Regions from separate parts of the Homo sapiens genome. Here regions 1, 3, 4, 5, 6 and 7 are each linked to region 2. The links are chromatin contacts, found by Hi-C or POLR2A ChIA-PET in ENCODE. All regions are on one chromosome and are shown on one strand. The core of a region is the stretch at or near the end of the contact, and the rest is flanking DNA. Distances in the headings are between cores, read along the strand shown. Region 1 holds the start of SNHG10 (small nucleolar RNA host gene 10). Region 2 overlaps ASB2 (ankyrin repeat and SOCS box containing 2). Region 3 overlaps TCL6 (T cell leukemia/lymphoma 6). Region 4 overlaps CLMN (calmin). Region 5 holds the start of LINC02292 (long intergenic non-protein coding RNA 2292). Region 6 holds the start of SYNE3 (spectrin repeat containing nuclear envelope family member 3). Region 7 overlaps SYNE3 (spectrin repeat containing nuclear envelope family member 3).

Evidence for each region. A loop is a pair of places that touch in the nucleus more often than their neighbours do. ChIA-PET counts read pairs that join two places held with the same protein, here RNA polymerase II (POLR2A). Pooled maps may share reads with other maps.
Region 1: a pooled map shows a loop between it and region 2 (5-fold over the local background). The contact joins the promoter of SNHG10 here to the enhancer-like site in region 2. A Hi-C loop is called at or near these places in 1 of 168 maps with a recorded cell type or tissue (CD8-positive, alpha-beta T cell) and 9 of 50 pooled maps. POLR2A ChIA-PET finds 5 or more read pairs at or near these places in 1 of 52 experiments (activated CD4-positive, alpha-beta T cell).
Region 3: a map of OCI-LY7 shows a loop between it and region 2 (7-fold over the local background). The contact joins two enhancer-like sites. A Hi-C loop is called at or near these places in 1 of 168 maps with a recorded cell type or tissue (OCI-LY7), 16 of 37 single-sample maps with no recorded cell type and 6 of 50 pooled maps.
Region 4: a pooled map shows a loop between it and region 2 (11-fold over the local background). The contact joins two enhancer-like sites. A Hi-C loop is called at or near these places in 6 of 37 single-sample maps with no recorded cell type and 10 of 50 pooled maps. POLR2A ChIA-PET finds 5 or more read pairs at or near these places in 1 of 52 experiments (activated CD4-positive, alpha-beta T cell).
Region 5: a loop to region 2 is called in a pooled map, with 7 times the contacts of the local background. The contact joins the promoter of LINC02292 here to the enhancer-like site in region 2. A Hi-C loop is called at or near these places in 1 of 168 maps with a recorded cell type or tissue (CD14-positive monocyte), 4 of 37 single-sample maps with no recorded cell type and 5 of 50 pooled maps.
Region 6: a pooled map shows a loop between it and region 2 (8-fold over the local background). The contact joins the promoter of SYNE3 here to the enhancer-like site in region 2. A Hi-C loop is called at or near these places in 1 of 168 maps with a recorded cell type or tissue (CD8-positive, alpha-beta T cell), 12 of 37 single-sample maps with no recorded cell type and 14 of 50 pooled maps.
Region 7: a pooled map shows a loop between it and region 2 (4-fold over the local background). The contact joins two enhancer-like sites. A Hi-C loop is called at or near these places in 4 of 37 single-sample maps with no recorded cell type and 2 of 50 pooled maps. POLR2A ChIA-PET finds 5 or more read pairs at or near these places in 1 of 52 experiments (activated CD4-positive, alpha-beta T cell).

What each region holds. Positions count from the first base shown.
Region 1 is chr14:95,532,698-95,536,121 of GRCh38, reverse strand. SNHG10 (small nucleolar RNA host gene 10) reads left to right here and starts at 1,250. Exons shown (of 1, transcript NR_003138.3): 1 at 1,250-3,210. It overlaps GLRX5 (glutaredoxin 5), which reads right to left and starts at 1,072. Exons shown (of 2, transcript NM_016417.3): 1 at 738-1,072. The coding sequence starts at 1,032. It also overlaps SCARNA13. RefSeq lists silencers at 640-699, 910-1,199 and enhancers at 1,340-1,799, 1,063-1,852, 1,853-2,642.
Region 2 is chr14:93,958,112-93,961,654 of GRCh38, reverse strand. The region is part of intron 2 of ASB2 (ankyrin repeat and SOCS box containing 2); the gene reads left to right. Among named protein-coding and RNA genes, the nearest start is that of MIR4506, 12 kb to the right of the region's middle. RefSeq lists an enhancer at 1,391-2,590. Within about 2 kb of position 1,639, at least 8 of the 41 ENCODE cell types and tissues checked have a DNase peak (open chromatin) inside an H3K27ac peak, as active enhancers do; they include CD14-positive monocyte, CD8-positive, alpha-beta T cell and OCI-LY7, where a contact is called at or near this core.
Region 3 is chr14:95,660,447-95,663,820 of GRCh38, reverse strand. It overlaps TCL6 (T cell leukemia/lymphoma 6), which reads right to left. Exons shown (of 8, transcript NR_028288.2): 4 at 1,157-1,341. Among named protein-coding and RNA genes, the nearest start is that of TCL6, 10 kb to the right of the region's middle. RefSeq lists an enhancer at 471-550. Within about 2 kb of position 1,905, at least 6 of the 41 ENCODE cell types and tissues checked have a DNase peak (open chromatin) inside an H3K27ac peak, as active enhancers do; they include OCI-LY7, where a contact is called at or near this core.
Region 4 is chr14:95,264,136-95,267,358 of GRCh38, reverse strand. The region is part of intron 1 of CLMN (calmin); the gene reads left to right. Among named protein-coding and RNA genes, the nearest start is that of CLMN, 54 kb to the left of the region's middle. RefSeq lists enhancers at 1,413-1,462, 1,703-1,752, 983-2,182 and a silencer at 1,903-1,962. Within about 2 kb of position 1,743, at least 22 of the 41 ENCODE cell types and tissues checked have a DNase peak (open chromatin) inside an H3K27ac peak, as active enhancers do.
Region 5 is chr14:95,327,690-95,331,325 of GRCh38, reverse strand. LINC02292 (long intergenic non-protein coding RNA 2292) reads right to left here and starts at 1,742. Exons shown (of 3, transcript NR_110127.1): 1 at 1,658-1,742. LOC105370637 (a long non-coding RNA gene) reads left to right here and starts at 2,454. Exons shown (of 2, transcript XR_944171.3): 1 at 2,454-3,490. RefSeq lists an enhancer at 3,387-3,456.
Region 6 is chr14:95,514,356-95,517,899 of GRCh38, reverse strand. It overlaps SYNE3 (spectrin repeat containing nuclear envelope family member 3), which reads left to right and starts at 1,250. Exons shown (of 18, transcript NM_152592.6): 1 at 1,250-1,304. SYNE3-AS1 (SYNE3 antisense RNA 1) reads right to left here and starts at 1,780. Exons shown (of 2, transcript NR_188030.1): 1 at 1,680-1,780; 2 at 1-896. RefSeq lists silencers at 995-1,804, 1,554-1,848.
Region 7 is chr14:95,478,375-95,482,038 of GRCh38, reverse strand. The region is part of intron 1 of SYNE3 (spectrin repeat containing nuclear envelope family member 3); the gene reads left to right. Among named protein-coding and RNA genes, the nearest start is that of SYNE3-AS1, 36 kb to the left of the region's middle. RefSeq lists an enhancer at 1,410-1,809. Within about 2 kb of position 1,663, at least 11 of the 41 ENCODE cell types and tissues checked have a DNase peak (open chromatin) inside an H3K27ac peak, as active enhancers do.

The DNA of each region.
Region 1 (3,424 bases), core at 1-2,500, 1.6 Mb before region 2:
CAGGGCCCAGGAGCCAGGGCTGCTTCTTTTCCCCACAAACCTCTCCAAGCCCTGGCCCACATAAATTCAGCCCTGTGCTTGAGTATCTAAAGCCAAATGTCATGACTCTTCCCCGACAACATAGATCCCGACTAAGGTCAGCCGACAGCTGTCCCAACCCTTTGCTTGTAGCAACCACAGAGGATGATGCTTGACACCCTGAGCCGTGAGCCAAGCGAGATCAGCCTCCGACCTCACTAGCCTCAAGGGCAACCTCAGCCCTCTCCCCACCATCGACAGCCCTAGACCTTACCCACGAGTAGGCCAATGGCTTCCAACCTCCCCAAAGTGTCCGCGAAAGTACCTATCTCACAGTGGGTCCTTACTATGAGTTTCCTAACCGTGCAGAGCAGTCAGGCAGCGGGCCACCCTCCTCCGAGTCAGTCATTGACAAATCGCCCCGAAACGCCTATATTAGCTCGAAGTGAGGATAAGTGAACCTTTAGGACTTTACCTACTGCTCAAGTTGGCAACAGTACAGAGCCCCAGATCCTCAAGACCCAGTGAAATCAACTACACCCTCAGCCCAGACTCTACTCCAGGGCAGTACTCCTCGCCCTAACCCGGCTCGAACCTTCAGACAGACCCCGGCGGATGGAGCCCCGCTCCCCAGCCCGGCGCGGCGGAACCCCTCGGCCTCGTGCAGCGATGCTCCTGGGCCCGGGGCGGAGGGCGCCTGCCCGGCACACTGGCCTGACCTTGTCGGAGCTCCGGGTCGTCCAGCACGTTGTAGGCCGCGTAATCGCGGACGCCGTGCAGCCGCAGGATCTGCACCACGGCGTTGCTGAAGCCGCACTGGGGCTGCTCCGGCGTCCCCTTGAGGAAGACCACCACCTTGTCCTTCTTCACCAGCGCGTCCAACTGCTCCGCCGAGCCGCCGCCGCCCGCGCCCGAGCCCGCCGCCCGCACGCCCGGACCCCAAAGGCCACCGCCGCCCGCGCCGCGCCCCCAGCGGAGCAGAGCCGCCGCAGCTCGGCCGAGGGACCCGCTCATCTCCGCACGCAAGCCGGAGCCCACGACGGCCCGGGCCCACAGCTGGCCACCCAGAGCGCTCCCCGGCCCGCGGCAGTCCGACCCGCCCCCTGGAGGCCCTCATTGGGCCGGCTCTAAACTGCCCTCCGTGATTGGACAATACTGATCAGTAATTACTCGATTCCACCAATCATGTTGCTCGTCCCGCCCGGCAGGTAGGAGGTGGGCCTTATGCCGGAGCCTCATCCTACTGCCTTACTATTGGTCGTCGGCAACCGCTTTGTTAGTTAATTGGAGAGACTGGATGTCCATCAGGGTCACGCTTGCAGGGCAACGAGAGGCAAAACAAGAGGGAAGACGACTTTCCTCCTGTGAGCCAATGAGGCCAGCTGGACTACGCCGAGACAACTGGGAGAGGCGCGGGACTCGCCCGTTCCGCGGAACGCCGGGAAGGGGTCACCTCCTGATGAAGTTTCCGGTTCCGGTGTCAGCGGCGGTTGAATTGCCATGGCAATGCGGTGGGCGCGCGCTTGTCGTGTTGGTCTCTTGGGAGGTAGCGGGGCTAGGCCGGGCGGGTATCCGCCTCTCCCAGCTTAGGTGAGCGTCCCCGGGCGCCTCCGGAGCGCCGCGGCCGCATGCAGTTCGTCGTGGCGGGGAGCCGGAGCCTGACCGGGGTTCCAGCGCTCGGGCCGTAGCCTTGGCTCCTGGACTTTCCCTGGCTCCGCCGCCACGTGGGAGCTGAGGCTCTGGGGCTTCCGCCTCCGGCGCGCGATTATTTCTCTAGAACAGTTTTCATTTTTAAAATTTGTAAAGCGCTTTTGCCTGTGTGATTTCCTCTGGGTTTTTTTTTTTTTTCTTCCTTTTTGTAGAGACGGAATTGGCGGCGGGGGCGGGGGGTCGATGTCTCACTTTTTTGCCCAGGCTGGTCTCGAACTCCTGGCTTCAAGGGATCCTCCTGCCTCGGCCTCTTAAAGTGCTGGGATTACAGGCGTGAGCCACCGCCCCCGGCCGCCTCTGAGTTTCCAGCCTCGTTGGCCCTCCAGCCTTTTAACCTGTTGGGCCTAGGATCAGGAAAGGTTTGTTGAATGGGGAACTAAGAAGTGAATTCGTTCGTTCGACAAACGTTTCCTGAGCAGCCGCTGGGTGCTAGGCGCAGTGCCAGCGCGGAATGTCCAGGGAGACCTGGTGCCCAAAGCTTGGACCCATCGTGAGAAATGAGAAGCAGATACAAAGCAGTGTGGGAGTGCAGAGGAGACAAAGCAAGCCTCATCAGGCCCATTGCTTGCTCTGCTCTCCCTTGTACTTACCAGTGCTTGACAATATACAGTTATTTACTAGCTTGGTTATTGACTTCCTACCCAGCACTCAGTTTTATTCACTGCTGTATCCTCAGTGCCTAGGACGATGCTTGGAACGTGGTAAGTGCTCCTATTGGCGGGAAGAATAAATCCGGAAGAGCAGGACCAGTGGACTTGCTACATAATCTGTAGTCTTGGAGCCGCACAGGGTTGGTGGTACCCTCGAGCACACCAGACTTGCAGAAAAAGCATACTCCAGAGGAAGCTGAGGCATGCCTGCTCGAGAGCCAGCTGTTCCATGTGCAATTTTCCTCTGATAGTTTCTGGTCACTGTTGCCACGGTGATAATGACTGGGCTATGTCATTATCTATCCGCCAACAGTAAGAGAAGCTTTGCAGTCGAGATATTGTTTAGCAGATGGAGTGTTTTCTGTTGAACACTAAGTACTGCCACAAGTTACTTTTTTTTTTTTAAACTTTGAGTATTTTTTTACAATGTTGCTGGAGGTGATCTGTTTATGCTTTGAGAGTGTTCGAATTTAAAATCAGAAAATCATGTCAGTGAGTGAGTCTTTCAAATAATCCTTCGGCATGAAACCTGAGCCTAGTAAACTATGAAAGTAAACTCGGCACATTACCCGAAAGTCTCAATGTCATATTTTCACCCCCATCAATATTATTGATGATTGCTCATTTTCTAATGTGGGACCTGAAATTTACCAGGTGCTTAAAGAATCTTTTTGTTTTTCAGATTCATTGATTCCAGGTAAATCAGAGGAACAAGCAACATGAACAGAAATATGTAGAAAAAGCTATTATGCAGAAGCATAATTGTTGTTTCAGAAGTCCAGCATCTGGTGCACTTAACAATAGAGAATATATTAAACTCTTTCCAAAATAACCTGTTGTTCCTACCTGTGTTGTAAGTGTTTTGTTTGTTTTTAAGTAAATATTGGTGATTTGTTGCCAAAAACCTAAACTGTTTGTTGCTGTCAACTTAAATAACGAACAGAGAGAGGCTCTCTAAAAGAAAATGGCATTTATTCAGGAATAGAGCACTGCAATGAGAAAATGCATGCGATAGTTAACTGTGTGTATCCTGGGAGATAGAGGAA
Region 2 (3,543 bases), core at 390-2,889:
CCCCAGGCAATCCACATAGCAGCTCCTTCTCATCTTCAGGTCTGAGATTAAGCATCACCTCCTCAGCCAGTCCTGCCCTGACCACTCTCCCGGGCCAGCTGGTTTTTCACCTCTTACTTGCTCTCATGGCTGTTTCCTCTGTGGCCTTCACCTTGACTTACAATTCTTATTTATTTCTCTGCTTCTGCCATTAACCTACGCCTCCAGTGAAGCGCTGTGTCTGACCTGTGGCAGGCACCACATGGCTATCTGTGAATGAGTGAATGGGTGAATAAAGGAATAGATGGAAAGGCAGCAGAGTGGAAAGAGAAGTAGGTCTAGAGATTCAAATTCTTCCTCTACACTTACTGGCTGTGCAACCTTAGGTGGGTGGCTAACCCTATCTGAGCCCCAGTGGCCTCATCTTTATAACAGCAACAACAAAAACATGCTGTGCTCCCCTTGCAGTATTCCTGTGAAAAGCAAATAAGATGAGGTGGGCGTTGGAGCCTTCCCACATCTTGCAGCTCGTATTGACCTCCCCGGCCCTGTCTGAGTGCTCCAGCACCAATCTCATGATGGCCTCTGCTTCACAGACAAGCTTCTTGGGTCTTCCTGGGACACCCTCCTGAGAGTGTTCCCAACTAGACTGTGACCTCCTAGGGGACAGAGAGCTGAGCTGATACTGTTTATTTATTTATTTATTTATTTATTTATTTATTTATCTCCAGTGCCCAGCTTAGAGCCTGGATCATTGTAGCTACCTAATAAATGTTTTTAAACAAATAAATACCTTTGAAACCAATAAAAAGCTCTAGCAATGCAATTGATCATTATTATATTGTGACCAAAATGGAGTCCACTGAGTCTTCTGGATCTTAGAAATGAAAGATCAGTATCCCAAAGAAAACAGAATTCTGTTAAAAACCATTTCCCAATTTGCTTCTGTCTCACCTCAACGTAAGGCACAGAATTTGATGAGGATCAAATGAGGATCATTTGCCAAGCTTTGGTCCCCTAAGGGACCCCAAAGGGACAGACCTAGCTTCCTGTTCCATGGAGAAGTGGGGTCCATGAACCCATGAAGTGCAGAGCCCAAGGTTTCCATGAATGGACCAGCCAGAGTGAGTCCAGGAGGCTGGGTCTTCCTAATCTTTAAACCTCTGCATTTCATTTAAGATACATTTCTGAGAAGACAAAGGAGGAAAACATGAAGCAGGAACTGGCTGAGGCTGTTGTGTGCACAGCTTCAAACAATTCAAATCAAGCCACCCACACTTACTCTGCACTTATGATATGCCAGGTTGTGAATCAGGGCTGGGTCCTGCTCTCCCTAAGATCACAGTCTAATGAGGGTGAAGGCCCAGAACTACCTGATGACACAGCAGGGAGAGCACAGCTTCCTCAGTTACAGAGGGACCCTGGAAAAGGTCAATTCACTTAGTCAAGGAAGTAGGCTTTGCAGGATGAATAGGAGTTCATCAAGCAGACTAGAGGAAGCAAGCCTCTTTGAGCCTCAGTTCTCTCATTTGCAAAGGAAGCCAATTACATCTCCTTCACCAAGTGGACTGGGGAATTAAATGAGATGCTTGGTGCAATGTGCCTGTTATAACAAGTGCTCAATGAGTCACATGTGTCTCACGGCACAGTGGTGGGCGTGGGGTGGACTCGTGGCATGGGGTGGGCGTGGGGTAGACTCATGGCACAGTGGCGGGTGTGGGGTGGACTGGTGACATGTTGGCGGGCGTGGGGCGGAATCGATTTTGTTAGCTCCCTCCTCTATTAAGGTGCCTACCTGCCCCCTGCATTCAGCCAGGCCCAGCCCAATCACTGCCTCCCTGGGGCTGACCTGGGCTTCTTACTAACTCAGACAGAGCAGCCATCCATTGACTCACCGAGAGGCTAGGAGCACTGTCCTGCCAGCCCATTCTCTGCTCTCACTGAGGCTGACCGTGCCTGAATTCATGACAAGCTGGACTCCAGGGTCAGGTGACGGTGACACATTCTCCACCCCAGAACCTGCCCAGTGACACACAAAGGACAGAGGCCCTACCTGGGGCTCTTCCAGGGCATGACCTACACCCACATCCTGCCGAGGCCAGGCTCCTCTCGCCTGTGATGACTCAGCCCAGGAGGTTTGCTCTGTTGGGAATTCCCCTGCTTGGGGCCCGAGGGGAAATGGGGCCTCCAGCCTTGATTGGCGAGAGCACGAAACCCAGCCAGGGGCCCTGGCTCCCCAGCCAGCCCTGAGACTCACGACTCAGTAACTCTGAGCGGTCGCCTTGCCCAGTTGCCAGCCCCAAAGCCAGTGGATGCACTCGGATCTCAGTGCTCCCAGAATGAGCCCTTCTGCCCCGATCTCAGCCCGTCCTCTGTGACTCTGTGGCTGTGTGTGGCCTTGTCTCCCTCTCTGCTGACTTCCAAATATCCTCAGGATCCACAAAAAGATAAATTTTAATGAGCTGCATCACCACCCAGAGTGGGCCTGGGACTGAGCCAGAGCTGGGAACTCTTTGTTGAATGGAACTCAGTCTGTCTGTTTCCTCATCTGCAAAATGGGAACAGCACACCCGCTGCTTCCATCAATGGTGGCAGGAGAATGGAAATGAGGAGAGGCTCGGCATGACTTTGTGAACATTTGCCCTGCACAGTTGTTAGAAACTGTCATCATCACCAGCTCCCTCCACCTCCATCAACCTCAACATCCCGGCCACCATTGCTGCTGCCATTACTATGCAGAGACAGGTCCTCGTTTAGATGGTGCAGTGGGCTTTTTCCCAGTGCTTTATTATCCTGCTAAAAACATTCTAACAATGGCAGGTAACTGGAGGCCACACATGCACTAAGTATGAGGGTGGCCGTGACCCAAGGATCCTGGGAGGTGGAAGCCCAGGGCCTCATCAAGACGACAGGGCTGGAGACAGCTGAGGTGAGCCTGGCCCCAGGCTGCCTCCACCTGCCGGCTGTCTCTCCTTCTCAGGACCAGGCACTAATGCAAAGGACACTGAACCCAGCAGCTGTCAGGGCTGAGGAGGGGCCTTGGCTCTGGGATCTGTTGGACACTGAATCTCTCCACAGCTACAGAAACAGTGTGGACATCCCCAGTCTGGTCCTGGTCCCACTTCTCCATTTTGCAAATAAGGAAACTGAGGCACAGAGCGGGGATGGGGCTTGTCCAAAGTCACAGGGACAGTCAGTGTGGAGGTCGGAGAGCTGGAGAGAGGACGAAAAGGCAGGAAGAGGCCAGGCCTTCAGAGGACAGGGTGGCATCAGGAGCTGGGCGGACAGTGGTAGTCTGAACCTCTGCTCCACTCGCTGTCATGCTGAAGGTGACCCTGCACAGTTAAGTCCCCTCTCACAGCCTCCCTGTCCTCATCTGTAAAAGGCACCCCCATCTACGGTTGATGGATGTGGATAAATGAGGACACATGCAGGCGGTGTCCTGCCCACCCCAGTGCGGGTCAGTAGAAGGCCAGAAGCAGGGGATGGGAGAAGGCAGGTGGGAGGGCGTGACAGCGGCGAGGATGAGGAAGGCAGCCAGGCCTGCAGGCAGCCCTGAGAGCA
Region 3 (3,374 bases), core at 656-3,155, 1.7 Mb before region 2:
TATTTTCTCTCAATTGATTCCTTGTGAAAAGTTCTTAACCTGCTCTTTTAAAATACTCTGTGTCACCTCTCCCAAACAGCACAATCCAACAAGGTGCTGACACTGTTCCAAATTGCTGTCCACTTAAGATTAAAGTCCAAAAAGAAAGGGAGAAAATAAATCACAAGACATGAAACTGGCCTCACCACTGCTGTCCCCTCTTTGGCTCCACACACACTCTCAGACTTTCTGTTTCTGATTGCAGGTGTGTAGCTGGAAGGTGAACTGAGATAGCATGAAAACAGGTGGCATGGGCTGCAGAAAGAGCACTGGGGCAGGAAACCTGGATCCTGCGCTGCTCGGATGCACTTGGCTGTGTGACCTTGGACTTGGCCATCCACTCTCTGGGCTTCGGTTTTCTCCTGTGTTCAGGGAATTCTCACTAAGTCCTCTTCCCATTCTGCTCCTCTGTGAGTTGAGTGAGGATCTTTCTCTTTAATTTCAGCCTCCATCTTGTAAACCAAGAAGTATCTGAGACAGGTCTCAATCGATTTAGAGATTTGTTGTGCCAAGGTTAAGGACATGTCTGGAAGTAAAAAGACACGAAATCACAGAAACAGTCGCTAGTCTGTGCCTTTCTCCAAAGATGATTTTGAGGGCTTTGATATTTAAAGTGGAAAAGTAGGCTGGAGAGGAGAAAGGCAGTGTATGGTCACATGACTGAATCCACATGTTGCAAAGGAAACGGAGTAGGTAGGGGATAGTCAATTACGTATTTGTCTCATGCTCAATAAATCAGCAGTTTACGTAAGATAAGGTGAACATACAGTAGCTACCTGTGGAGCTATTTAACCTTTTATCTGTAGCTATCTACTTAGGAGCAAAAGGAAAGTCAGCTTCTTGCATGACTCAGCTTTTGGCTTTTTTTTTTTTTTTTTTTTTTTGCCTTTTTGGCATAGTGAACTGGGTTCTGAAGTTTTAGTTTTCCTTTCAGAACCTGCAGCTGCAGCTGTGTCCCATGAGTGTGGTAAGGCTTAGGGTGTTTTTGGAGATGAGCAGACCCAAGTTTTAATTCCAACTATGATGCCCAAATGCTAAGTTAATGTTGGACAAGTATTTAACCAATCTGATCTTCAGTTTGTCATCTGTGAATGCGGAACAATAATAATAATAATACCTTCTTTTGATAATTAGAGATAATGCATATGAGATATAAGCACAGAGCAGATGTTCCATGGCTGGTAAATATTCTCCCTCTTCCTCTTTGTGTGGTTGTCTGCTTGCTGTGTGTCTATGGAAGTCAGATGAGCATTTGCCCAGAGGTTGGTAGATGGAGCCCACAAGCTCATAAGAATAAAATAACTAGAATGGAAACAGAAAATTAGATGTTCCATATGTTGTAACTCATTTTTGGCTGGAAATTATAGAGACCTTGGTTGGGAGTGTCATTAGATACTTGGAAAGGATGGGCGATGATTAGCACAGGTGGCTGGAGATGAACTCCCTGAACCGGCCCTGACATCTTGTTAGAGAGAGAAAAGCTCACATAGGTGTGAGCCTAGAATTTCAGTTAATATGCATTTATTCTGTATCTTGTCATCACAAAGTTGAGTTTCGCAGTCTGCTAAGAAGAGCAAAGAACTTCCCAATAATATTGAAAGGTAATAGTCCTAAGGACCTTGAAAAGCTACATTTGTTAAGGAGTTTACTGTAGAATAGCATGCTTGTTCAGTAAAAGTGAAAAACCACCTTTGTCACAGGTGGTTGATTTCACCGGACAGCGCTGGCGATCATTAACCCACCATGACCTCCCACATTCGCCTTCAGTCACCTCCACCTGTTTTTGCCGGATGCAAAGTATCTGTTTGATGCCAGATAAGTATTTGTTTTGCAAATAAGAATAATGTGGCCGGACGCGGTGGCTTACGCCTGTAATCCCAACGCTTTGGGAGGCCAAGGCAGATCACCTGAGGTCAACAGTTCGAGACCAGCCTGGCCTACATGGCAAAACCCTGTCTCTACTAAAAATACAAAAAAGTTAGCTGGAGATGGTGGTGCACACCTGTAATCCCAGCCACTTGGGAGGCTGAGACAGGAGAATCGCTTGAACCCAGGAGGCAGAAGTTGCAGTGAACCGAAATGGTGCTACTGCACTCCAGCCTGGGTGACAGAGTGAGACCACATCTAAAAAAAAAAAAAAAAAAAAAAAAGTTTAAGTTCTAGATCTACAGATGATCCTGGATCGCCCACATAGGCCCTAAATGTCATCACAAATGTCCTTATAAGAGGGACAGAGGGACATCTGACTGCAGAAAAGGAAAGGCAACGTGAAGACGAAAGCAGAGGGAGATCTGAGGATGCTACACTACTGGCTTGGAAGAGAAGCAAGGGGGACGAAGGGCCAAGGAATGCAGCTCTCCAAGCTAGAAAAGTTCAGGAAGCAGATTCTCCCCTAAAGCCTCAGGAGAGAGCACAGCCCTACCTTGGTTTCAGCCCAGTGAAACTCGTTCTGCACCTTTGACCTCCAGAACTACCAGACAATGTTTGAAGGCACTCAGTTTGTGGGATTTGTTACAGCAGCCCTAGGAAGCTGACATCCCTGTTAAGGCTCAGCGTTGTTCCCAGACAGGGGACTGAGAGCAGGATCCATCCAGCGCTGCTCAGATCTTGCTGTTACCTTCAGGAGGTCCCAGGGAAGAGTTTGGAAAAGGGGAGGCTTTGGGTGTGGAATAGTTAAGTGACTTGTCATACAACCACACCAGAGGACGCTGTGTGGGTGTTAAAAATGACATCCCACAGAGCTTGGATGATGCAGGGAAATGCTTAGGATATAATGCCAAACAAAAAGAACAAGGAGGGAGTATACGTAGTAGAATTGGGCTGTGCTAAAAAGGGGGGCAAGTCCGGTCTGAGAGCAAACAAAACAAAATATTGCAAAATGTACCCAAGGGCTATCTCTGGCTGGGGGGACTCTGGCGACGGCTGTTTACATTGTACTCTTCTGTGTAGGGTCTCCTTTAGGAGGGCTCAGGGCTGCAGAGCAGCAGCCGCTAAGTGAGCAAGTTATAGCCAGAAGATTTTCAAATGTCAGCAGATTGGGAGCTCTGAGATAACATCGGAGACCTCCCAGCTGCTGCTGGAACCCTCAGGGTTGGACCATGGGAGGGGAGGAGGGGGAAGGAGAGAGTGTTGGAAGAACTAAGGAGGCAAGTTACAGACAATAATCTGCCAGCAGACAGGTTTTCTAACCCACCTTGCCTGTGGCTGCGGCACTGTTCTCTTTTTGCTGAGGGAAGTGGGGGATACGAGATGTTCGCCTTTCCCATTATCTAGGTCTCTGAATTATTGGGAAACACACATCTAGGCAAACAGCAGGCTCATTTTAGCGAGCACTA
Region 4 (3,223 bases), core at 494-2,993, 1.3 Mb before region 2:
ATAATTGGATTACTTGGGGGTTTCTTTTTCTGTTGGGGTGTTTGAGTTCTTTGCATATTCTTGTTATTAATCCCTTATCAGATGGATGGTTTGCAAATATTTTCTCCCATTCTGTATGTTGTCTCTTCACTTTGTTGATTGTTTCCTTTGCTGTGAAGAAGCTTTTTAGCTTGATGTGATCCCAATTGTCTATTTTTTCTTTTGTTCCCTGTTCTTTTAAGGTCTTTTTCAAAAAATCTTTGCCCAAACCAATGTCCTGGAGCATTTCCTCAATGTTTTCTTTTAGTGGGTTCATAGTTTTAGGTCTTAAAGTCTTTAGTTCATTTTGATTTGATTTTTGTATGCTCAGAAATAGGAGTCTAGCTTTATTCTTTGGCATATGGTTATGCAATTTTCCCAGCACCACTTATTAAAGAGACTGCCCTTTCCCCATTTTGGCCCCTTTGTCAAAAATAAGTTGGCTGTAAATTCATGATTTATTTCTGGGTTCTCTATTCTGTTTCATTGGTCTTTGTGTCTTTTTTTATGCCAGTTACCATGCTGTTTTGGTTACTTGGCTTTGTACTGTATTTTGAAGTCAGATAGTGTGATGCCTCCAACTGTGTTCTTTTTGCTTAAGAGTGCGTTGGCTATTCAGGGTCTTTTGTGAATTTTTAGAAATTTTAGAATTTTTTTATATTTCCATGAAGAAAGTCATTGGTATTTTGATAGGGATTGCACTGAGTCTGTAAATCACTTTGGGTGATCTTGACATTTTAATATATTAATTCTTCCAATCCATGAACATGGAATATCTTTCCATTGTTTTGTCTTCTTCAGTTTCTTTCATCAGTGTTTTATAGTTTTCCTTGTAGCCATCTTTCACTTGGCAAAATCTATACCTAGGTATTTTATATTTTTATAGCTATTGTAAATGGGATTGCTTTCTTGATTTCTTTTTCAGATTGTTTGCTTTCGTCATATAAATGCTACTGATTTTTGTATGTTGGTTTTGTATTCTACAACTTTACTGAATTTATCAGTTCTAACATTTTTTGGTGGAGTCTTTAGGTTTTTCTAAATGCAAGATTATGTTGTTTTATATTTAAAGACAAGGATAACTTGACTTCGTTTTCCATTTGGATGCCCTTCGTTTCTTTCTTTTGCCTAATTGCTCTAGCTAGGACTTCCAGTACTATGCTGAATAAAAGTAATGACAGTGGACATCCTTGTCTCGTTCCAGATCTTAGAGGAAAGACTTTCAATTCAGGGGAAGCATACTTTTAGATACGCATTTGTAAATTCCCAAATCAAAGGACTGTGGCACTACCTGCTTACTCCCACTCAAATCTAAAGCTGATGACCAGGTGGGGTGGTCCCATCCTCTGGCATCTTGTGCCTCGACGGTGGCTTCTCCAGTGGCCCGTGTGTGAGATGTCTGGTTTCATCAGGAGATGGCTGGTTGTTGCAGCTGCCAAGAGGATTGTGTTGTGGAGCTGTTGCTATAGAGAAAATCTGATTACATTCAAACTCAAGCTCATTAAATCAGAATTTTCTTCTTCCTCAAGGCTGGAGAATGTCACTAGGAGGCCCTTCCTCTTTCTGCCTTCTTCAGGAAGGTAAACGTTCAACAGGGCTCTGTCTGAGCATGAAAAGAATGCCTTGTTTCTTCTGATCCTAGCCAGCTGCTCGGAATATGACTCACCAGGAAGTGAAAGTGAGAAATTGATATGGTTGGGCAATTGCAAATACTCACAGATGGTCTGATTCACAGGTAGTGCCTTCTCCTCTTTGTAGCACGCACTGTGCCAGGAGTCATACCTATGCATATTAGTCAGGGGTCTCCAGAGAAACAGCCAAGAGGATGAGTCTACATACAGAGAAAGACACTTATTTTAGGGAATTGGTTTATGCAATTGTGGAGTTTGGCGAGATCAAAGTCAGTAAGGTAGGTCAGCAGGCTGGAGACGCAAGGAAAAGTTGCAGTTTAAGTCTGAAGGCACCTGCTGGCAGAATTCCTTCTTGCTCAGAGGAGGTCACGCTTTGTGTTAAGGCTTTAACTGATTAGATGGAGCCCACCCACATTTGATGGAGGGCCGTCTGCTTTTCTCAAAGTCAGCTGGGGATTTTTTTTTTTTTGATTCAGAGTCTCACTCTTTCACCCAGGCTGCAGTGCTGTGGCACAGTCTCGGCTCACTGCAACCTCTGCCTCCCAGGCTGAGACCCTCTCAGCCTCACCCTCCCAGAGCAGCTGGGACTACAGGCATGCACCACCATGCCTGGCTAATTTTTGTATTTTTTTTGTAGAGACAGGGTTTTGGCATGTGGTGGTCTCAAACTCATGGGCTCAAACAGTCCTCCTGCCTTGGCCTCTCAAAGTGCTAGGATTATAGACATGAGCCACTGCAACCACACCTGGCTAATTTTTTTTTTTTTTTTTGGTAGAGATGGAGAGTTATCATGAGATCTGACGGTGTTTTGGTAGATCCATGTTGCCCAGGCTGGTCTCAAACTCCTGGATTCAAGTGATCCTCCTGCCTTGCCCTCCCAAAGAGCTGGGATTATAGGTGTGAGCCACTGCGCCCAGCCTTCAAAGTGTGATTTAGATGTTAATCTTACCTAAAAAACGACTTCACAGAAACATCTAGAATAATGTTTGACCACATCTCTGGGTGCCATTGCCTGGTCACGTTGACACATAAAAGTAACCATCACACTGTGTTTATTCTAAACATGCTCATAGAAGTGGGGGCTTTCCTGTGAAGGGCATGGACCCTGGGAGGCCTGGATGTGAGTCTTTCCTCCTTCATTTTCTAGTAGTGTAACCTTAGCTTCTGCGCGCCTCTGTGGTCTTGTAAACACACTAGCCATTTATTGAGCCCTCTGTACTGAGCATGGTGGATTTGTGATTCTCCCTGAGCTTAAAGACTGAATGTTTTACGGGACTAACCCAGGGTTGTACAGCTGCTAAGTGGGGCCTCGAATCCAGTTCTGGCACTCCGAGGTCACAAGGCTGGCTGAGGATTTATTAAAATAAGATGCAGGGGTCCGGCACAGTGGCTCATGCCTATAATCTCAGCACTTTGGGAGGCCAAGGCAGGCAGATTGCTTGAGCCCAGGAGTTCCAGCCTGGGCAACATAGTGAAATCCTAGCTGTACAAAAATTACAAAAATTAGCCAGGCATATTGATGCATGCCTGTAGTTCCAGCTACTCAGGAGGCTAAGGTGGGAGGATCGCTGGAA
Region 5 (3,636 bases), core at 493-2,992, 1.4 Mb before region 2:
ACCGGAGGCTGCGGCTAATCTGCATAGGAGATGTTGCCAGTGCCTTTTCATTGGTGAAATGAGCTGTACAAAAAAAAAAAAAATGTGGTTGGCTCCCGAGATTGTGCAGTACCCTCCTCTCTTGGTGAACCAAGCTCAAGAATCCACCCCCGGCTCCATCTGGGCCAGCGGCCGCCCACTGAATGGAAGGCACTGAGTTCACTGGAAAACTCAGGACCTGACTTCACCGGGGATCCTGCCCTCTCCAGGTCCTGCCTTCGCTAGCGATGCTGCCTTCAGTAAACAGTTGCACTTGCCTGGGAGTGACACTGGCCTGTAGGGACTGGTCAGATGCCCCCAAGGATAGCACGTGGTCCCTGCTGCGTGCCTACTCTGTGCCAGAAAAGTTCTCCACATCACGTGTATATTACTTCATTGAAAAATCACTGCTATCTGGGCGTGGTGACTCATGCCTGCAATCCCAGCACTTTGGGAGGCCAAGGCAAGAAGATTGCTTAAGGACAGGAGTTCGAGACCAGCCTAGCCAACATGGCGAAACCCCGTTGCCACTAAAAATACAAACAATTAGCCAGGTGTGGTAGCACATGCCTGTGATCCCAGCTACTCAGGAGGCTGAGTCATGAGAATCACTTGAACTCGGGAGGTGGAGGTTGCAGTGAGCTGAGATCATACCACTGCACTCCAGCCTGAGTGACAGAGTGAAACTCTGTCTAAAAATAAATAAATAAAAAATAAAAGTCACTGCCACCTCCATTTTACAAGAGGTACCGAGTGGATATGTTACTTCCCCAGGGCCTCACAGGGAGGAAGTGGTGGAGCTGGGATTTGAACCCGGGCTGTTGTTTTTGTAAAGGATCGAATAAATGCTGTGAATGTACTGATCTATGATAAGCTAGCTGCATGAGATGGAGACTCAGACACAGATGAAGCCAAAGCTGAGATGCAGAATTTACTGAGAAATCGCATTGTATCTCACAAGAGCAAATTGCTAAGCCCACCACGTATCCAGGCTGTGCCGTCCGATTGAAGAGCCTGTGCTCTGAACTCCATACAGCCTCCTTCCTGCAGCTGAGGAGCTGGAGGCCTACGGGAAAATGGGCTCTAGATGGCTGAGTTTCAACGGGAGCCTACCAGTGTCCCTCCCCAGCCTCGCACCTGCCGTGGCTCCATAACCAAGAACCCACTCTCCCTCTGGATCCGGCCCTCCACCCTTCCCTCCCAGCTCATATGCTTGGCCCAGGCTACACTGAGCTCCTGGACCACACCAGGCAGTTTCACACACAGCAGCTTTGCTCACCGGGCTCCCTTCACTTCCCTTGACCATTGCCCACCAGGAAAACATCCACTTATCTTTCTTGGCTTCATTAGGCCTCATCACCTCTACCAAGAGAACAACACTGGACACCAGATGCCCTTTGGGACACACCAGTGTGAGGCCACCCTCACCCTGCTGTGTGACCTTGGACAAGTGACTCAACTTCTCTCAACATCAGTTTCCCCATCTACAAAGTAGGAAAATGTTGTTTACCTCATGGTTTGTTGTACAAGTTAGAAAAAATGCACATCAAGCCTCTGACATGGCTTCTACTAAAAACATGGTACTTATTTTTAGAACGTTTTCCTGCCATCTGCCCCAGAAGAATTGAACTCTGTATACCTGTATACACCTCAGACTCTCTGGACATACTTGTGTCTTTTTTTGCTAGCACTTCTCACAAGCTGGCATCTTGTGTATTTTCCTCTGTTTATGTTCTGTCTCCTTCATTGCGGGACTTATTAAGGTGCAGCTCCTTGGGGGCAGGAATCTTGTCTGTCATGTTCATCACCGGATTCCAGGGCTCAGAATGCTGCCTGGCACTTGCTAGGTCCTCCATTAAAGTTGGCTGGTGAAATGAATGAACAAATAAAGGAATAAAAAAAGGAACAAATGAACCCATACCCACCTCCTGCATTAATCTTATCCATCAATCTGTCCCCAGCTCCCAGCCCAGTAACTGACATGTGTGTTCAGCGGGGATTATAGAACAAATCTTATCAATTCTGTGTTTATGCATTTATAAAACACAATTTAACGACGCACTAAATCAGATCAGCATGAATGAAGCTTTCCAGATGGGCACTGAACCAGGATTCTCTTTCTTCGTGTCTTGCTTTCTCAAAACTGGTCCACATTATCCTCCCCAGCAGCATAAGAACTGCCCAAATTGCCAGCCTTAGAATCATGAGCTAATTAATGAGACTGCTTTGAGTCACTGTGCTTTGCTTGTAGGTATGATCGCCCCACAGCCAAGACTAACTGATGCAACAGAGGAAGGGCTCCCCGAGGAGGGGAGGGCTGAGCTGGATCTGAATAACCAGAAGAAGACTAAGAGAAAGCAGTAAATTCCCGGTGGAGGAATTTCGAAGGTGTGTGTAGGAAAGTCATTTGGAAGGAGATAGGACAGCACTTTTTTTTTTTTTAACACCTTATTGAACATCCAGCCAGAAAATGTACAATTGGCAAACTACCCCCTAGAGAATAACACGCTTGTACGACCAGACCCATATGAGAAACAAAGCATGACCGGCACCCCAGAGGCACTCCTTACGCTCCTTCCATTTCCCACCTCCCTCCCAGGCTAACCACTATCCTGACTTTTCTCATCACAGATTGTGTTATTTTTGTAGCGTTTTTTCAACTGGACTCTGCATTGTGCATTATTTTGTATCTGGCTGCTTTCACCCCATGTTAGAGTTGTGAGACTCATCCGTGTTGTTCTCTCCTTTTCCTCTTGATAAATCGTATTCCATTATTTACCCATCCTCCTCCTGATGGATCTTTGGGCTGTGTTGGCTATGGAGAATAACACTGCCATGAATACTCCTGAACACATCTTTCAAGGAATATATTTGTACACTTTTTTTTTTCTTTTTTCAAGACGGAGTCACGCTCTGTCACCCAGGCTAGAGTACAGTGGCGTGATCTCGGCTCACTACAACCTCAACCTCCCAGGTTCAAACGATCCTCCTGCCTCAGCCTCCTGCCTCAGGCCTGGGATTACAGGCCTGCATCATGATGCCCAACTAATTTTTGTATTTTTAATAGAAGACAGGTTTTCGCCATGTTGGCCAGGCTGGTCTCAAACTCCTGACCTCAAATGATCCACCCACCTCGGCCTCCCAAAGTGCTGGGGTTAACAGGCATAAGCCACCACGTCCAGCTGATATTTGTACACTTCTGGTGAGTGTAGACCGCCAGTGAAATTCTTGGGTCATAAGGTTTGCACAAAAAGCAGCTCTTTTGAGGAACTGAAAGGAACAGGTGGCTTGAAAGAGGAGCGGGGAGCTAATGAGATGAGGGGTCAAAATTTCTCAAGCCCTGTGAACACGGCAAGGAGGCTGATTTTCAAGAGATGTGCAGGGGGAGGCCAGGGAGTGACATGCTCCAATGACATTTTAAGATCACCCTGGAGAGTGAGGTTGGAGACCACCATGGGGGACAAGGAAACAGGTAGGTGGTGGTGGAGGGCATCTAAGGGAGAGATGACCATGGCCGGGACCAAGATGCTGTGGAGATGGAGAGGAGAGGATCGTGCTCTAGTTAGCTAGTACCGCATGACAGAGCTGAGCAGCTTAAAACTATGCAATGGATTTTCT
Region 6 (3,544 bases), core at 1-2,500, 1.6 Mb before region 2:
CTTTACAATTTAATCTCTTAGGATACTGACTTTTACACGGATCTGTTCTACAAACATCTGCCATCCCTGCTAAGAAACAAAAAAGGAAAACAGCATCCCGGAAGCCCTGGATTTGGGCCAGTTACTAACCCCGCATCTGTAAAATCGCTAGCCGCACCTAAACTGTGATGACTGGAGTTCACATAAAACCTAGTTTTACAACTTGTATCCTTCATTAGTAGCGCTCATCTGATCCAGAGGCGGTGAAGCCAATCATGCAACCATGTAATTACTCGGAAAAAGATAAGGGTTGGGGCCCAGGACTGTTCAAAGCTGGGCTGGATGCACAGGAAGGCCAGTGACTGCTGACCTGGGAGGAGAGCGCCAGGGTGCGAAGGCTTCCAGCCATCAAGCAGTAGGAGTTTGGCAGAAGGCTGTGGAGCAAACGCCGGGCCAAGGCAACTTCATGTGCACAGGCACAGAGGCAGATACAGTTTAGACATTCTGGGACAAGGTTAAAGGGTTGGCGTGGCTGGAGCAGGGGTTGGGAGAGTGGGAGGATGTTTCTGCTGGTGGGGAGGGAGAGGTGAGGCGCATTCTGAGGCCTTGGGTTTGTTGGGGGTTCACATTATGCCTGGGGATTCACATCCCTTGTGACTCCTGGACTGTGGGCCCGGACTGTGGGGGTGGGAGAGGACGGGCAGGGTGCCACTACCCCCCACCCCGCCCTTTCTCCCCGCGCGAGGCTGGCTGATGAGTGTCATTTTCTTCTTGGATTTCGCGCCTACGGGCGGTGTGCCCCTTCCAAGGCCCCCACCTCCGCTCTGTGAGGGCAAGATCTGCCGGTGTCCTAATCCCTTTTCCATGTCTGGGCGCACAGATCCAACTTTCCCGGAGAGGCAGCTCCGCGCCATCCCCTAGGATGAGAAGAGGGTGGGTGGCTGTGTGTGTGTCGGGGAGACAGACAGGGGCCAGGGCTCCGGGCTGCTTTCCAGGCAAGCGTGGACAGGACCCCCCCCTTAACCCCCGCCCCGGGTCCGCGACAGGGAGCGGTGAGGCTTTTCTTCGGCCCTGGTCCCCGGGGCCACGCAGGATGTCCGCCGGGCTGGGGTTGCGCACCCGGGGCCTCCGCTGAGCGCGTGCGGAGAGGGGCGCGGCCTCTCCCGCGGGGCCACCGGGCGGGTCCCGGCGGGGGCGGGGGTACTCGCGGTGTCCGGGCCCGCCCCAGCCCTGCCCCGCCCCGGAGCCGCCCGGGACGCAGGGAGGAGGGAAGGAGGCTCGGCCCCAGCTACCCGCGGCGCCGCGCTCCTCCACGCTCCGGGAGGGTAAGTGGCACGGGGCCGGGAGGCCAGGCCTGGGGCCGGGGGCCGGGGGCCGGGGGCCGGGCGGGTGGGGTCCTCAGCCCCTGGCCCAGCTCTGACACAGCCCCGGGAATCGGGGGCGCCGAAAGTCTGGGGGACCTGGGGAGGCGCGCCCGGCGCGGGGGCGGGGGCCCCGGCGTGACAGCTGCGGGCGGGCGGGTATTTTTAGTTTAAATCCAACCGTTCTGTGCTGGCTGCGAAATTCCCGAGCCTTTCCTTTCAACCCCGGGGAGCTTCGGCCGGCCCACAAGAAAAAGCCCTAAAGCCCCGGGCAGCGCGCCCCAGCGGGCCGGGTGCCTCCTCGGGGCTTCCCTCTGCCTCCCCTAGGGGCGGGCTGACCTGTCACCAAGGCTTGCGCGCGGCGGGGGCCCAATCCGCTCCTGGCGACCGCGAGCGCGCTCAGTAGTGCCTGGGAGAGCAGAGCAGGCGGCGAAGAGGGGAAGTCCAACCCCGAATGCTCAGTTTCGTTCAGACGCCTTTTGGCTATGCAAACTTGGCAAGCAGCTCAACCTCTCTGAGCCTCATTCCCACATTTCTAAAGGGGAGGGCAGTGAGGCCAGAGATGGCTTGCAGGGCCTGAGAGAGCCTCAGATGGATGTTGACTTCCCCTGGGGTCTTGGGATCTTGACCCCAAACAGCAGACCCATTGATGTGGCCCATTGGTCAACCCGGGAGCAGTGTCCTACACCGCCCAGCTGACCTCTGCTTCAAAACTGGAAGCCAGGGGCCTCCAGCCTGGGCGGGGTGATAATGAATATTTTCAGTTAACCACTTTGGCCCTGAAGCTCCAACCCTGGGCTTTCCTGGGACTCTCCCAGGTTCCTGGTCACCCCTTTCAACTCTGAAGGGTCACCCTTATCCCTGCACTGGGTGGGGGGGCTTTCTACAGCCAAGGGCTGCTAGTGGGATAGCTTGATGTGTCTTGGGGGCATGCCCCATCCCACATGAATGAGGGCATGAGGAGAATGGACCGTCCTCCCAGAAAGGAGAGCATGTCATAAAATCACTGCCATTCTGAGCTTGGCAGGACAGCGTCCTTCATCCACCAAGAGAAGCAGAAACAGGCCCAGAGAGGGGGAGTGATTTGCCCAGAGCCACACTGCCTGGCTCTCTTGAAGGGCCTGGGCTTGCCGCCTGCACTTCCAGGGCAGCCAACAGCCCATAGGAGTCAGGAGCTGGGAGGTGGGAGGGGCATATCAGTGCCAACGAGCTGTTTTGCTCAGTTTCCTGTCACTGTGCCCCAGCGGGATGCTCCAGCACATGTGGGTCTGCACATTCCTCAGGCCGGACGGTGCTCGGCAGGCTGACAGCCACAGCTGTGCCAAGCCTGCTGGCCCCAGGCGTTGTTTTCAACCAGAGAGGCCCCTCTGGGGGTGGCTGAGCGGGAAGTGGGCTGGGATGTCTTATTTCTGGAACTCGTGTCTTGCTGGGGGTCCTGAGAAGAAGGCCTGAGGATGTGTTGGTGGCACAGAGGGAAGTGGTGAGAATCCAGGCTCAGGTTTCTGCCTCCAGGTACAGTCTGGCACCTGGCTCCCTGCAGGTACACTTCAGAGTGAGTTGGAGTCCTTTCTGTCTGTCTCCATGGGAACAAGGCTCCTGCTCGGGTGCTTTGCATGCTCTCCAGCAGCCATGGACCTGGCCATGCCTGGGCAGCCCCTTTGCCTTGTGATGCAGCCTGGAGCGGGCTGCCGGGGGGCCCTGGCTTGGCGGCCCCGGGAGGCAAGACTGGGCAGGCCCAGCTCAACGTCAAAAGCACCCTGGAGCCTTTGGGAACCCACTGGGCAGCTAGGCTTCCCGCATTGTCCAGCTGTTAGGAATGGGGCAGTCAAGTTGGATTGCCTGAGTCCAGTCCTGCCTTAGCCCGTTCCTGGCTGTGTAGCCTTGGGAAAGTTGCTTCACCTTTCAGAGCTTCAGCGTCCTTCCCCGTGGAAAGGGGCTAACCATAGCACGGCAGGTGTTGCCTCGCAGGGCCTCATGAGCACTAAACGAGCTTTGCCCTGATCAGCATTTTGTATGGTGTCAGACACAGCACATGTGAGAAGGTGTCACAGTTTGAGGCGAAGGGGCCTCGTCGGGATACCTGGGTTCCCCTCTGCTCTGCCTCTGCCCCTCTTCTCCCTGCCTTGATTTCCCCTTGTCTGTCAATGGTGGGTAGTCCTGGCTCACCCCCCTCATGGTCCTCCCAGCACTGAAAGCTGGCCCTT
Region 7 (3,664 bases), core at 414-2,913, 1.5 Mb before region 2:
GGCCCCACCCAGCACCCTGAGCTTTGGAGAGCCGGGGAAGGGGAAGGGAGGGAGAGAGGTCTGGACCCAGCGACCCCAGGACACAGGGCCCTCAGCCTCAGTTGGCAATCCACGTGCTGACCCAGCAGGCGATCTGCCTCGGGCGTTTTTTCAGTGCCAGGTGCCAGTATCCTTTCCTTCCTGCAAGCCTGGTCCCCCAGAGACCAAATTGCATCTCGGCCAATTGCTTTCAGGCCTGGAATCGGGCAAAGGGAGCTGGTGTCCAGATGGACATTCACAGTTACCCGATGGACCACAGGGGCAGCCCTGGCCTGGGGGCCCACACATCTATTTCTCCCCGTCCTCTGCTCTGCCCTGGGTCACAGGAGAGCTGACCCCCTGCGGGCTGCATTGTCCCGGCTCCCCTATACTGGCTTCTGGCAGGACCAGAGGTAAGTAGTCGGCTGGGGGTTTCTCTGACAGCCTCTCCGCCCTGGGTGGTGTCTCCTGCAGCAGATGTATCTCCTTTGGGGCTCTAGTTCCTGCTGCTCAGCGGCCCCCAACATGGGTCTAGGAACATCTAACATTGCCTCCCCGCCTTGTCTCTCTAGCGTAGGGGTTGATCTCTGGGCTTCCTTTTGTCTCCTCGCAGCTTCTCAGCTCCTCCTCCTCATTACACCCTCCTGGTTCATAGCTGGACTCGGAGGGGCTTTACTCTGCTGATTGGACCTTGACTCACACGGGCTTGCTTTCCTCCCAGGGGCAGTTCTATTGGATGCCCCACGGTAGGTGAAGTTCAACTTTATTTTGGAGTCAATATGGTCTAGTGAGAATCTCGGGCTTCAGAATCCAATAGAACAAGGTTTAAATGTCAGCACTACTGCAAGTGCCTCCATGTCCTGGGCCAGTGACTGCAGTCTGCGCATTCTTATCTAGGGTTGTGGAAGGTAACAGCCGCTCCTGTGCCCCACGCACCTATTACTGACCAGGTGCTCCCACACCTGCCCCAGTCAGCCCCGCAGCATTCTAAGAGGTAGATGCCGCTGCTGTGCCTGGGGTCGGGGGTGGGGAGGAGGCTCTGCCCAGGCCGCCAGCTAATGGGCCACAGAGCTCAGCTGAGAGGCAGCCCCGCTACTCCCCTTCTGCTGCTGCTGAGATGGGCTGGGGCTGCCTTTCAGACCGGGATGCCAGGAGGCCCAAACGGGGTGGCTTTTGGACAAGGGCCTCACGTGGTGTGGGCCTGTCCTTATTTCATGAGTGTTAGCACCTTCTCTTCCATGGCTGGCCTTTTTTTTTTCAGTTTGCATCACGTTTTCCAGTATCCCTGAGTCAACCACACTCTTCCTTATGATATTTCAGCTTCTTCAAAGCACTCTGAGCTTTCTTTATGACTCAAATTAAGGTGTCCCATTTTGAGAAGATGGCTAAAGCCTGGAGCTCAGATTCTGGAAGATTCCTGTCCTCTCCCAAAGTGCATCCTTACTGTCCATTCCTGGGGAGGCTGTGTCTCCAGCCATGCCCACAGACCTTATCCACCTCTGGGGGACTGGCTGGTCTTCCAGGCCCATAGCTTTTGACCCAGGTTCTGTGTTCTGAGCATGGGCTCGGTCTCAAGCCTGCCACATCATCTGCCCCAGCTCGGGGGTTTCCATCATGAAAAAAAAATCACTTCTCTTCCGCTGTCATTTGTGATAACCACATGGACGCTGAAACCCAAACCCAAGGCTGTTTCCTTTCTGTCTCCTCCATACACCAGCGCCAGCATGACCCAGAAAGGGTCAGCACTCTCATGGCCAGCCCTCTCACTGACTCAGTGGGGACAGCTCAGAGACACGCCTAGAGCCCTACTCTCCCGCTGCCTGCAGCCACACCCCAGGGATGTCCCCAGACAGGGCTTGGAAACAGAAAATACTTTTTTTTGCTTCTTTTTACCCCTGAGCACATTTCTTTTGCAATACTGTTTGGAAACTGCACAGTTCTTTTTTATTTATTTATTTATTTATTTTTTAATCCTATCTCCATTCAACCAGTCCAGAGACGAAACTTCTCCCGTGCCAGAGAGGCATGCTGGCTCTGCTCACTCCTGCAACCTTTTCTCATTGTCCTTGGCCGTGTGCGTCTGCCATTTCTGCAGTGACCCCAGTCTCAGCCCACCTTTGAGTGCAGAGTGCTTCCCTCCTCCACACACCCTGGCCTGGAGCTGTCTCCTACCCGCCCCTTCCAATGCCTAACCCTTGCCAGCTCTGGTGCCCTCAGCAGGCAGTGCCTCCCAGCCACCTTCCTCAAGCCAGGTGACAACCACTCCTTTGAGGTCCCGTGGCCCCTGTCCTCCTGTCTCAAAACTCATGCTGGCCTCACTGTAGCTGCCTTACTGTGCGTCCATCCCCGCCCTCCACCCCCACTGCACTGGACATGGAGCCTCACCAGGCCAGAGCCACACTTGGTCTGTCTCTACATCCTCAGCACCTGCACTCAGCAGCCACTTAGTGCACTGATTCATTAGTCTATCAGCTGGTAACCCAGTTCCTATGCTCCCCCAACCTTGAGCTGGTGAGACAGCTGCTGTCTGGATGCAGGTTCCCAAGGATGGAAAGCCCTCCACCCAACACCTGTGCGTTTGGTAAAAAGGAACTATTTCCAAGCATGGTGTGTGCTCCAGGTTCTGGGCAATTTTTTTAAATTTTTATTTATTTATTTATTTTAGAGACAGAATCTCTCTCTGTCACCCAGGCTAGGGTGCAGTGGTACCATCATAGCTCAATGCCGCCTGGACCTTCCGGACTCAAGTGATCCTTCCACCTGGCTAATTTTTTTTTTTTTTTTTTTTTTTTTTTTGGTAGAGACGAGGTCTCACTATGCTGCTTGGGCTGGTCCTGAGCTCAAGTGATCCTCCCGTATCAGCCTCCCAAACTGCTGGGATTACAGGCATGAGCCACTGCACCTGGATGGGTTTTTAAATTAATTAAATCTAGGTGTTATCCCCATTTTCCAGATGAGAATATGGACACCCAGAGAGGTTAAGTGACCAGCCAGATGCCACACAGCTAGTGAGTCATGGGGACTTGACCACTGGGACCAATTCTAGGTCCTTCTGGCCTCATGGCTGACTCTTTCCCAGACATGTGCCGGTGGGGTCACTTAGCCAGCTAGCTTTGCTGCCTGCTGGGCTTTCTGCAGTTGCTGGTTGTAGCCTTGGACCACCTGAGATAGGGGATGGCTCACGACAGCCTATAGGCCAAGTGCCCTCGTGGTGTGTTTTTGTCTAGCCAGTGAGCTAAGAAAGGGTCTGACATTTTCAAAGGGTCGTAAAAGCAAGGGAGACTATGCAACAGAGACTGTATGTGGCCCGAGACAGCTAAAAACATTTTCTACCTGACCCTTTACAGGAAGAGTATACCTCTGCCAATAGACAGTGTCCCCCAGACCATTCTTCCTTGCAAGGGGTTCAGGGAGTGACCAGCGCCTGTGCAATGGCTGTGGGAGGCTGGCTTACCTCGTCCTGCCTTACAGGGAGTGGTGACACAGGAAGCAGTGCTCTAGGCTGGCTGAGGAGGGGTCCGACGGGCAGAAAAAGGGAGGACCCAGAGCAGTCTGGTAGTCCCAGGGCAGAAGCTGGTCCCCAGGACCTGGCGTGCAGGGGTCACAGTAACATCGACCCTCTCAACCCACAACCTCAGAGGTCCCT